3 separate regions of the Homo sapiens genome follow, and all the other regions are linked to region 3. A link is a contact called in ENCODE Hi-C or POLR2A ChIA-PET data. All regions are on one chromosome and are shown on one strand. Each heading gives the region's core, a stretch centred on a gene start or an enhancer-like site at or near the end of the contact. The rest is flanking DNA. Distances are from core to core; before and after follow the strand shown. Region 1 overlaps RAB27B (RAB27B, member RAS oncogene family). Region 2 has its middle 61 kb from the start of RAB27B. Region 3 holds the start of RAB27B (RAB27B, member RAS oncogene family).

Region 1 (4,347 bases), core at 1,673-4,172, 46 kb after region 3:
TATGGGCACTCATCAATTAATTCTAAATAGTCTTTAAGAAGAGTTGAAATAAAAATTAACTGCCTTCCTAATAGAACAAAATGCTAAAAAAAATACACTAAAGAAGCTTCCCCTTCCCTCAGAAACGTGCCTTCTGTTCTCTTGGTAGTCTGCAGGTCCTTAGAGTACTTTAGCCACCCATAGTTTAATTCTAACCTTCAGGACATAAATGTGGTTACGGGAACGAATATTTCATAGTCAATTAGTGGGAACCACCCTGAGGCTATCATTCAGACAGTGAAGTGCTTGCTGTGAGAGTTCCAGATCTGAAAATGTACCTACTAAAGCCTGACATAACCCAATCCAACAAAGATAAATGAGGAAATATTAAACATCTGCTTATCTTGTGCTTGACAGCTTTATTTTACTGAAACTCTGTACACGGAATGCAAAGAAATATGGCTGATACCTTATCTGCCTAATATTTTGAGCTTTCCGAAGTGTCTTAAGAATACTAAATTGCTGAGGCGGGAGGATCACGAGGTCAGGAGATCGAGACCATCCTGACTAACACGGTGAAACCCCGTCTCTACTAAAAATACCAAAAATTGGCCGGGCGTGGTGGCGGGCACCTTTAGTCCCAGCTACTTGGGAGACTGAGGCAGGAGAATGGCATGAACCTGGGAGGCGGAGCCTGCAGTGAGCCTTGATTGGGCCACTGCACTCCAGCCTGGGCGACAGAGCAAGACTCCATCTCAAAAAAAAAAAAAAAAAAAAGAAATATTAAGTTGGTTTCTGTTAATTTAATACGTTAAAGTCACAGGTTCATAGCTTGTCAAGGCATTCTTGAGACTTATCCAGTAGACTGGCAAAGAGCACCAAAGTTTGTGTGGGTAATTCCAAATGTGGAGTAGCCATCAACACGTAACTGTAGCATTTGCCAAGCTCCCCACTGGCGAGCAAGGAGTATATCCTCAGAGCCATGCAAAATGCCATGCAAGTGAGAGGTGGTGATGAGAGTATGTTAGATGGCAAATGGATGCTTATACGGAGGAGCCCAGTTCTCTGAGCCCTGACCTATTCAACCGACAGCTTTATGTGTTCTCTGCTAGCACAAATTTTACTTTCAAGTGCAGTATCTCTGTGCTTTGCCTTTTCTCATGTTGTTTGAAACTATTCCTCTGAAGATATATTCTATTTTGAGAAGGTTTTGTACTCTTGTGCAACTTAAGATAGAAAAATGAGCTCAGGGGCCAGGCACAGTGGCTCATGCCTGTAATCCCAGCACTTTGGGAGGCCGAGGCGGGCGGATCACCTGAGGTTGGGAGTTCGAGACCAGCCTGAACAAAATGGAGAAACCCCATCTCTACCAAAAATACAAAATTAGCCAGGCATGGTGGTGCATGCCTGTAATCCCAGCTACTCAGGAGGCTGAGACAGGAGAATGGCTTTAACTCGGGAGGTGGAGGTTGCGGTGAGCTGAGATGGCGCCATTGCACTCCAGCCTGGGCAAGAAGAGTGAAACTCTGCCTTAAAAAAAAAAAAAAAGAAAAAAGAAAAATGAACTCAGGAAGCTAGACCTGGAAAGCAATACAGTGAGTCTTTAATCTAAATACTTACCTCATTGATAAGAAGGGAGAATCCAAGTCCTTGCACTCGGATGGACACCACTTCCACAAATGGCTCATGAGATTAATTTCATTAATCATGACATTTGCATGGCTGCAGATAGCTTAAATAAATTTATACACTCAACAAATATGTATTGAGCTCCTTCTATATGGCAGCCACTGAGCTGAGCTCTGTGGATCCAGCAGTAGACAAAAGAGATCAAGTTTCTGTGCTAATGGAACTTACATTAAACAAAAATAGCAGGAGCTGAGAGATAGAGTGGGGAAGAGTGAATCCATGAGCAACTTCATTTGAGATATTCTAGCTATGGAAATTCTGTTTCTGCATATATCCAGGATAAAATTCCCTTTCCATATAAAATAAAAATATTCCTACTTTGTTTCTAACACAATTTGTATTTCAAATTATAATAATAATCTTGGATTTTCCTTCTCTGTATATGACTTCTCATCCAAAAACTGAGGGGCTAGACCACCTGATTACTTGAATTCCTTTTTACCTTTACGACTCTTCATTAAACAGAGCCTCATGGGTGTGATACATTTCAGTTCTTTTCCCTACTCTTTTTAGCCCCTTGCCTTCCCATGAAGGGCTTGTCTGTATCTAAAAGTCCTCCTGGTTCTTGTGGTACAGCTTGTGATACCACGATAAAGACTAAGTGAGATGCATTTCCTGAAACACTGCAGTCTTCTGGCCTTTTCTTCCCTTTTATATCCACAGAACCAAGAACCAGCAAGACCATCAGTCATTGTACAGGAATAAACAATACTGTTAAACTTGTCAGCCTTTTGATCCTTCCCACATCATTTTTTTTAGCCCAGTTCTAGGAAAATTTGCCAAGGCTTTTTTTTTATGGTGTTGTATTTGCCATGCCAACAACCAACAATAGAATATTGAGGCTATATGATTTTAGGACTCAAAAAAATCACATAATAATAAAAAGAGGAGCTGAGCCAAATCCTGTGTGTGTGTGTGTGTGTGTGTGTGTGTGTGTGTGTGTGTGTGAGTGTGTTGACAGAGACAGACATAGACAGAGTGAGAGAGAGAGGAGAGTAGTGATATAAAAAATAAGAAATAAAATTCATTTTTGAAAGGAGCTTAGAAGTGAACTGTCTCATACCTAGCTTAATATGTCAAATAGCCTATTGGAAAAATGAAGATTTTTCCACAGTGCCAAGCTTTGCATTCATTTCAGGTGGAATTTGTGTTAAATGTCAGGAAGTGTCCAGCACCCTTCACTTATAGAAAAGAGGCAATGTGGGCCACAGTGGAATTGATTTGTGTTAGCCTGGATTGTTCACTCTGGATTAGACTTTGACTGGGAGGTGGCACCAGTATTGCCCCAGGCAGGTTTATGTACAAAAGACAGAGAACAGTCTGGCTGCCAATCAGGAAAACATGATAGGTCGTGTAGTTAGCAAGTGGTAATAGTCTCATTCTACAAGTGGGAAGTAATCTCCCATGCTATGGTCCTGTATCTCCTCTCCTCATGTCTAATTCCCCTCCACGCTATAAGGTTAAATGCAAATTTTCCTTCCTCTGCAGTCTTCTTGGATCACTGCAGTCCCTGAAGACACTGTTTTGTTTGAATTGAAAACACAACCAGGATTTGACTCATTTATCAATTAATCATTCTACCTTGCAAAATTACGTTGTATTTTCTCAGATCCTTATTTCACTTTTAAGTAATTCAGACCTTGTCAGAAGCTAGACTAGAACTTCCATTTTTAAAATTTTCATCTTTGGGCCTGACACTACGTATTGAAGACATTTAACTAGATTTGCTCATGACTTAGTGTTTCTTGAGACTGTCACGCATTCATACACACACATTTGCTAAAAAAAAAAAAAAAAAGTTAGCTTTAAGCAAAATTTTAAAGTATGTAGATGTGTCTTATTGACTCCATTCTTTTCACTTTTTCTGGGAGCCACGAAATCCAATGTCTTCAATTTCACACCCCCACTGCAAAAACTGCTAAAAAAATTAAGGCTTTTGCCTAGGGAAGAATTTGGCTTTAGTTACTAATATCGTATAATAAATTTAAGCACTTTCTTTTTTCTGAAAATTAACAGTTTCATCCAATTCTACTAGTGAAATGACAAACATTATCACCCTCCAAAATAGTTTTACATGAGCAAGTTTAGGGGAAGAGGGAAAAAGGTAGAGTGATGGTGATAACAGACCTTAAGTGTGGGGGGAAATCATACTATGGCAGAAAACTTCTCTAGCTATCTATTTGGGTTGACTAAGAGCAGCAACTAAGAATAAGAGCAGCAACATATTCAATGATACAGTCCTGGTAAAATATTTTACCAGGCTGAGCGTGGTGGCTCATGTCTGTAATCCCAGCACTTTCGGAAGCTGAAATGGGTGGATTGCTTGAGCCCAGGAGTTTGAAACCAGCCTGGGCAACATAGCAAAACCCCATTTATACAAAAAATACACACAAAAATAACCAGGTGTGGAGGCGTGTGTTTGTAGTCCCAGCTACCAGGAAGGCTGAGTTGGGAGGATCACCTAAACCAGGGAAGGTCGATGCTGCAGTGAGCCCTGATCATGCCACTGCACTTTAGCCTAGATGACAGAGTGAGATCCTGTCTTCTCCAAAAACAAATTTTTTTTTGGAGAATCTGAGAAACCAGTCCATTCTTGGCAGTCACACAAAATAGACATTTTCCAATGTCTGTATTGGAATAATTGAGACATGTGTATCCTTCATGGCAATAATTGAGACA
Region 2 (3,848 bases), core at 171-2,670, 61 kb before region 3:
AGATTAGTTGTTTCAGAAACTTAGGTACACACAAGGGCTTTCACATTCAAATATGTTTGGGAAATTATGAGTTAATTAAAGTTAAACCAGTTTGTTTACAGCAGGACATTAATTTCTTCTAGAAGAAATTATAGATTTCCAAATTTATTTTGAAAACACCAACTTTTTGGCGAAGACACATTTTTAGAATGAATGGTCAACAATCACACGTCCAGAATTGCCTGAGAATTCCTGGAGTTCAGTCTTAGATTTGTAATTGTTACATGGAATAACACATGGCTTTCTTCCATCTTACCACTTCATCATCTTCATGGTAGACCCTCCAGAAATAATCAAAAGCAGGAAATAATAGAAACAAATATAAAGCAAAGTCAACAGGAAACACAGTAAATGGAGTCATTATGGATTAATGAAAGGACAGTCATGGCCCTGTAAATCGAAGCTAAAGAAGTTGTTTTGCAGTTGAGTAGAAGCAGGCAGGCATATGCAAAGAGCACCAGGTTAGGATTTGGGAGACCTGGGTTTCATTTCTGGCTTTGCCTTCGGTTGCCTTAAAATTTGAGCAGATCATTGAATGTCTCCACATCTCCTTTTTGTTTTTGTTTTTTTTTAAGTTTTTTTGTTTTTTGTTTTGGTGTGTTTTCCCATTTATTTAATGAAGAGATTAGATTAAATACGTGCTAAAATACCTCCTAGATCTAATGTTTATGTTTCTGCAATGCAGATTCTTAACATTTTAGTCGGGCTTCACCTCTGCATACCAATCTGTGAAATATGCCTAAAGACATAGGCGTAGTGTATGAAATATTAGAAATCTATGGTGAGGAACTCCTGAAAATGACTGGTTGATGTTGCATACCCCTCTGGTAGTTTATGTGCTGGTTCCCCAGAGATAATGAACTCAGGTTGTTAGTTGTGAAATGTCATTTCTGTTATTCATTCTGAAGTGAGGAAACAATGGCTGCCTAGGGAATTTTTAATGTGAGGTATGGAGCTAAGTCATCACTAATGCATTGTAATGTGACTTTTCTAATGGAGCCTTGTGGAAGATTATGACTGGTTCAGTTTTGCCTCTTCTTTAAATTGTGCCAAATGACAAGAATGCAGGCATTTGGCCAAAGCTGACCAGGAACTTTTGAGGACCATCCAATTCACTAAGTTTGTGATTGATCACAAATTTGAGTTCTAAACACATAGGGAAGAAGGTGGGGAAACTTTAGTCAATTACAGGTTTTACCACGCTGGGAACCAAAGATTTTCCTTTCTTTTATCTTGCATTTTAAACAGATTGCTTACAGGAATGAAACACCCAAATACTTTCTCCATTTGCTCTCCTAAATGTTTGCTCTAATACTCCTAAAACAGGTTTTTGCTTGGGTAAATAACATGGAAAGGCAAATAACTCCACATACAACTGTTTACCCAGTGGCTCATGCCAGTGTGTGGTGGGCAGTATTGATTTTTCTGGAGTTATACAGCTCTTCTAACTAAGATGGTTAAAGGTCATAGTATAGTTATCAGGTGAGGTAATGGTCATGAGGGTATTTAATTGCCATAGTTATTCAACTGTGTATTTTTGAGATACCACCAGTAGATGGTGATTAATTAGTGGCTCTTTTTAAAAACAAGATACAACTGAAAATAATATAGGAAAGAACTCTTTGTATCAAGGTGTTCATAAACACAATTAGAAAATCACTGCCCTTTTGTGTTTTAGATGATGATCGTGAATAATAGTATGAAGTCAATGATGTTGATTATCTTCAGTGTTTATCTTATTTAATATACACTTATTTCATTCCATGTGGTCTGTCCACAACCAGCTGAATTCAGACCTTGATTATTTTGCCTGTTTCCCACAATTCACACAAAATAAGCATAAATGCCACCCTTGGCACATGGAATGCTGCAATAATTGTATGACTGAGTTCTGCTTATTGTGTGGACTCAATGAAGTCAGCCTATCTCCAGCAAGTAATCAGATTGTAAAGGGATGTTTGTTCCATAAAGTTGCCTAGAATCATCTCAGGGAGTGCTTGTGTTGGAGGAGGTGGTGGGAAAATTAAATAATGATCAGGGATATAGTAATAAATAAGAGATAGTCCCTTCTTCCAAGAATCTCCGGCTAATAGAGACTTGGAGAGGAAAGATGGGGAAAGCAATAATTACAGTACTGTCTAGTAGGGGCCAATGCAGAGGAGAGACAAGGAAGATGTGGGGGGAGTGGATGGATACCTGGAGGAGGTAAAACTTGGGCTCGAATTTGTGGGATGAGTGGAAATTTATTAGGTAATTAAAGAGGGAATCTTTTCAGATATAACAGCAAATCAAAAAGAGGGGATTAGAGAATGAGGTGTGTTACGGGAACACAAAAATGTTCCTATGGATAAAGCACAAAGGTGTTTGTAAAATGTAGCGATATGTGGCTTGTGGCTGGAAGCAGCAATATGTGGCAATGGCTGCATGGTGAAAGGTATTGAATGGCAAACAAATTTTAATTTAAAAAAATCATTGTTTGAAGGTACCGAACAGCCATTGGTAACTTGCAACTTTTTTTCCTACTCTTTATGTATAGATACATAATTTTCATATGTACTAAAAGTGGTCATATGCAGGCTTTCCTTATTTGATTCCACCTTTGCCTCTTTATTGTCATCACTAAACTACCTTCTCAAGGTAATCAATGTCAGCAATCTAACTCTCATGTTTTTCTCAGGATTTATTATCTTTTCTCACACTGCCATGAATAAATAGCTGAGACTGGGTAATTTATCAAGGAAAGAGGTTTAATTGACTCACAGTTCTGCATTGCTGGGGAGGCCTCAGAAAACTTAAAATCATGGTGGAAGGTAAAGGAGAAGCAGGCACCTTTGTCACAGGGTACCAGGACGAAGTGAGTACAACGGGGGAAATGACAGACACTTATAAAACAGTCACATCTCATGAGAACTCACTCACTATCATGAGGACAGCATGGGGAAACTGCCCCCATGATCCAATTAACTCCACCTGGTCCTGCCCTTGACATGTAGGGATTATGGGGATTACAATTCGAGGTGAGGGTTGGGTGGGGACACAGAGCCAAACCATATCATTCCACCAGGCCACTCCCAAATCTCATGTCCTTCTCACATTCCAAAACCAATCATGCCTTCCCAAAAGTCCCCCAAAGTCTTAACTCATTGCAGCATTAACTCAAAAGTCCACAGTCCATAGTCTCATCTGAGACAAGGCAAGTCTCTTCTGTTTATGAGCCTTTATAATCAAAGCAAGTTAGTTACTTCCAAGATACAATGGAGGTACAGGCCTTGGATAAATAAACCCATTCCAAATAGGATAAATTGGCCAAAAGAAAGGAGCTACAGGCCCCATGCAAGTCAGAAATCCAATAGGGTAATCCTTAAAGTTCCAAAATAATTTCCTTTGACTCCACGTCTCACCTCTGTCTGGGGCAGTCCACTGTGTGTAAAATGCCATCTGATGATTACATAAGAACATCTTTTTTAAAGTATATTTCTTCACCATTTCAATTTGATCTTCTAGAAATAGCCTCTTTTATTGTTTGTCCATCTTGTTTTTTTGTTGTTGTTGTTGTTGTTAATTTTTGAGAGCTCTTTTCTATCCTCTGCAACAGTAATATTTATTCAAAGTCTATGATTTGGTCTATTGGTTTTGTTAGCAGCATATTTTCCCATACAAAAGATCTAACTTTATCTGATATCTTTTTGTTTACACTATTAGGGTTTCCAGTTGTGGTTAAGAAGGACTTCCATGTGATTGCTTAGATATTCTTGCAATATTTTAAGGTTTTATATACATGATTAAGTTTCTAATCCATGTGGTATTTG
Region 3 (4,025 bases), core at 670-3,169:
CTATCCCTGCAAGAGTTGGCCCTATAAAGCAGGTGACACACTTATCTAGGGAAAGGTGGCAAGGAGAGTCATCAATAAATGTGTGTGTCAGATTTTCTTATGGCAGGAACCTTTTCTAGAAGTTGCAGTGAGGTAGTACAACACAGTGACCACTGTGAGCTCGGCATTCAGGATCAATAGACCTGTCTTCCACCTTTTGAACTTCATCACTTTGGACAGATTTACTGCGACTTTCTCAACCTCAGTTACCTCATTCTGAAAATGGAGACAATAAATATAATAGACGCCTTGCCTATTTCACAGTAATGTTGTGAAAGCCAAATGAGATGAAACTCTATTGCATACAGGAAATAATAGCTATTAGGACTAATGTCAGTAGTGAACACATGAACTAGATAAAGAATATGGGTTATCATTGTATAGCACAGAGGGTGATTTTAAGTCAATGTGTTAACAGTGGAAAAGATTCAAGGCTCTTATGTTCTTTCTTTTATTTCTGTCTGGGCCCATGGACACACACTTCTTATATACTTAGATATTGCTGTTAAATGCAAAGTAGATTTATCATAAATATAGATTCCAAGCATACATACTTTGAAAATCTACAGGCTGAGCCTCAAAGACTTTTATGCAGTAGATCCAAAATAATTTTTAGGAACTGGATCTTACTTGGGGAGAATGGAATAGATTGTTACCAAAATTATAAGTATAGCCAACACATTCATAGAACTTACTGTGCCAGGCACGTTCTACACACATTACTGATATGAAGTCAATTCTTCACAATAACACTATGAAGACATTATTATTACTCTTCTTTTCAACTTTCAAGAACATTGAAGGACATAAAATAGAACTTCTTTAATAGTTTCATAATAGAATAGACAGATTTCTATGAGACCAAAATGTTTTCTCTAATATTCCATTTTTCCACTAGTTTGCTATTGTTTGTTTTGTGTTTTGGTTTGGGCTATTCCTTTGCTCCCTTCTACAAGAAATTCTCTGGGAGCTGATAACAGCAGTGCCTCCCAGATTGTCTCTAGGGCATCGAATAAGAAACAAGTTAAGTAATTAAAATTCAAGCAGTCATTGGCATCTCGTTGTTTACTAACATGAATGCAAGACACAGGTTTGGAACTTTTAAATTTTGTTCACAGAGGAGTAAATCGGTTGTTATTATAATGTACCTAACCTTGTATTCTTACCTTTACTACCAGTCTGTAAATTAGGGATGTCTGAATGTGTCTAAAATGGAATCCCAAGATGGGCAGCCAGGATCTTTGCTTTGTGGACGAATCTAATGTGTTTAGAACACGGCATAGCACATAGTAGGTGCTTAACAAATACTGGTTCAATGCCTCCGTGTGCTCATTATCTTACTTAGTGGTAACCTATTGATCTCTGAAGTGACTTTAGGAAGTGAATTAGGGCTTTGGGAAGTGAATTTGGATGTTGCATACTGATTAATGCATTCATACGAACACATCCTAACTTTTAAAATATTAATTTCTTTCCAACGCCCTCTTTTATTTCCCGAGGCCATCCTCTGCTCCCCACTCGCAATCCCTCGCCTTCACTCCTCATAGTTAATGAGACACCCCCTCGGAGGAGAGAACGCAATGTCAGGGCCCCAGTTCTCACAGCGCCCTGGGCTCTTTGAATGAGAGACATCAAAGAAAACACAGAACAAAAATGAATAAAAATGAGCTCGCTGGTAAGGCTAGAAGCCCCACAGTGTGGAGACTTCATCCCCGAGAGGAGTGTGTTTCTCACTGCAGCAGTTGAGTCACCAGCAAGACTTGCCTGAGGTGAGCTCCGCACATCCGCGTTGGGACTTGCAGACACGCCTTCTTCTCACACAAACCTTACCCAGCCCCGCCGCCGCGGCGGACTCCGAGGGTGGTGCCACCAGCCCTGCCACTCGCAGTCCTGACGGGCAGGGGCTGCGGACCGCCCGGCCTTGGACCCATCCGGAGCCACAGGTTGGAGGAGATAAGTAGCTGTCCCCGTGCTCATCGCCCTGTGGAGCAGATCCTGTCTCCTTGCTGACGGTGGAGCCCGGGAGTTCCAGGGCTTGGGAAGGGGAAGGAAACCTCTCTGAAATCTGACACCTGCTCTCCCGGCAAGGAAACTTCGCAGGCTGGTGAGTTGGGAAGGCGGGCTGCTGCTGCTGGAACGCGTTCCCACCCACCCGGGTGCTGCAGCGCCGGCCTGCGCCGTGGGAAGTGAGGCCTCTGTGTGTGTGTGTGTGCATGTGTGAGTGCGTGTGCACCTTCGATCGCGGTTTCCAGCAGAAATCCTTGCAAAGAAGACAGTAGTGCTGTGTGCTGCACGGATGGCATGGGCCAACTCGACCTGGCTCTCCTTGAGTGTTTGCTTATCAAACAGCTGGTTACCACCAAAAAAAGCAAAAAGAAAAACAAAAAGCCTAGGCACAGCAATGCCAATTTCCTTTCATTTGCATCTCAAAAAACAATCAAAATAATGAATAAGAAAAAGCATGGATGATGATGTGCTCAGAGTTTCATTCCAGGAGGAGCGACTTAGTGAGGCAAGCCAGGAGAGCAATAAGACATTTATATGCACTTCCTTAGATGAAATAGCCACAGAGACCTTAAGAGTACTTTCTGTTTTCCAATTTTTTGCTCTGTTACTTTCGAATTCTGATCTAAGTGTTGCACCAACTAGGGTATATGTGTGCATGTGTGTTCACCCAACTGATCACAATAAATTAGCTTTCAAGACTTTCCCACCCAATGCAACATTAATTAAGCCTCTGAAAACTACTGAAGTAGGTGAACTGTAAGCAGAGACTGCATTCCTAGGAAAAAGCTGTGTTTGGTTAGAGCCTTCACACCTGTATCATGTTTTGTGAGTTTTTTATGTCAAGATGTAAAGCTAAGGGTATGTAATTCCAGTTGTTTTAAACTGCACATCATTAAATTAAGCCCAAAGTAATAACATAAATTTCAAGGTTATTAACAACAAAATTATTGTTTAATATAATACAGCTCTGAATTTTGATTTTGTTCTGTTTATAAGAAAAATGTCTACAGTTCTCAATATTTAGTTATATTCACACATATTCATTCATATATAGAATATACAGGGTTTTATGGTTATAAATTTTGAAAAGTTGAGGGAAAGGATAGACTTAAGCATTAATATAAACTCAGATATTTAAGTTTAATGAATTTTCAAGCTGCTGTAAAGTCCATATTGCAGTGATGAAGAGAGAGACATACCTGTCATGTGCCATTGCCCCTCAAATAGTTATTTTTCATAGTTTCCTAGCATAATCCTCTACCCAGATGGGGTCAGCCATCCTTGAAGGCAAGAGGTGATTCCTACCAATGACCAAAAAGGGGTAATCTTGACAGATAGTTTAATATTAATGGAGCTTTTCTGTTTCAGAATTGACTATGGCCTCTCATACAGTGTTACTGTCATTGCTTTCGAAAGGAAAACAAAACATAGCAGATAAAACTGGATGAGCCTGTTCTCATAGTTGCCAAGAAGGGATAAAGGGAATCTGTTGAATGTAAGCAAACCACAGTTCCCCTTTCTCATAGGTCATTTCTGGAACAGGCATGTTTGACCCAATAGGGAAGGTAACCCTAATATAATTGATCTTCTTGGTAGAAGATCAGTTGGTATGCCAGTTTACACTACAACTGTATGTTGGTTTCAGAATTGCTGTTCATTTATTTCACTGTTTTTCTGGAAAAATGGAAGTTATCCAAATGTCCAGGTAGTTCAGAATAGAAACCTGCTCTTTTCCCACCCTCACTCCTGCAAATTTTTGGTTAGGTTTTTGGGCTCTCAGATCAGTACGGCATGAAATATAGAACAATTACTCATATAAAACTCATCTCACAATCCAGTTTCTTCAGTTGATTCATCAAGGCAGGTTGACCAATAGTTCAGCTCTTAAGCAAGTAATTGTAATGTTGAGATGCAAGGAAATGATTTCAATAAAAACAGACAGGACAAATCAGGTGTTTCCCATGAAGAATATGTCACTT

What was found. Hi-C counts contacts between places; a loop is a spot of excess contacts on that map. ChIA-PET counts read pairs that join two places held with the same protein, here RNA polymerase II (POLR2A). Pooled maps may share reads with other maps.
Region 1: POLR2A ChIA-PET joins it to region 3 with 12 read pairs in MCF 10A. The contact joins the enhancer-like site here to the promoter of RAB27B in region 3. A Hi-C loop is called at or near these places in 2 of 168 maps with a recorded cell type or tissue (endothelial cell of hepatic sinusoid and mammary epithelial cell). POLR2A ChIA-PET finds 5 or more read pairs at or near these places in 4 of 52 experiments (A549, BJ, MCF 10A and 1 more).
Region 2: a map of PC-3 shows a loop between it and region 3 (4-fold over the local background). The contact joins the enhancer-like site here to the promoter of RAB27B in region 3. A Hi-C loop is called at or near these places in 8 of 168 maps with a recorded cell type or tissue (Calu3, HCT116, MCF 10A and 4 more), 1 of 37 single-sample maps with no recorded cell type and 10 of 50 pooled maps. POLR2A ChIA-PET finds 5 or more read pairs at or near these places in 3 of 52 experiments (A549, MCF 10A and Panc1).

Annotation. Positions count from the first base shown.
Region 1 is chr18:54,871,114-54,875,460 of GRCh38, forward strand. All of the region lies in intron 1 of RAB27B (RAB27B, member RAS oncogene family), which reads left to right. Among named protein-coding and RNA genes, the nearest start is that of RAB27B, 45 kb to the left of the region's middle. Within about 2 kb of position 2,923, at least 2 of the 41 ENCODE cell types and tissues checked have a DNase peak (open chromatin) inside an H3K27ac peak, as active enhancers do.
Region 2 is chr18:54,765,876-54,769,723 of GRCh38, forward strand. It overlaps a transcript of RAB27B not described here. Among named protein-coding and RNA genes, the nearest start is that of RAB27B, 61 kb to the right of the region's middle. Within about 2 kb of position 1,421, at least 5 of the 41 ENCODE cell types and tissues checked have a DNase peak (open chromatin) inside an H3K27ac peak, as active enhancers do; they include PC-3 and PC-9, where a contact is called at or near this core.
Region 3 is chr18:54,826,558-54,830,582 of GRCh38, forward strand. It overlaps RAB27B (RAB27B, member RAS oncogene family), which reads left to right and starts at 1,920. Exons shown (of 6, transcript NM_004163.4): 1 at 1,920-2,143.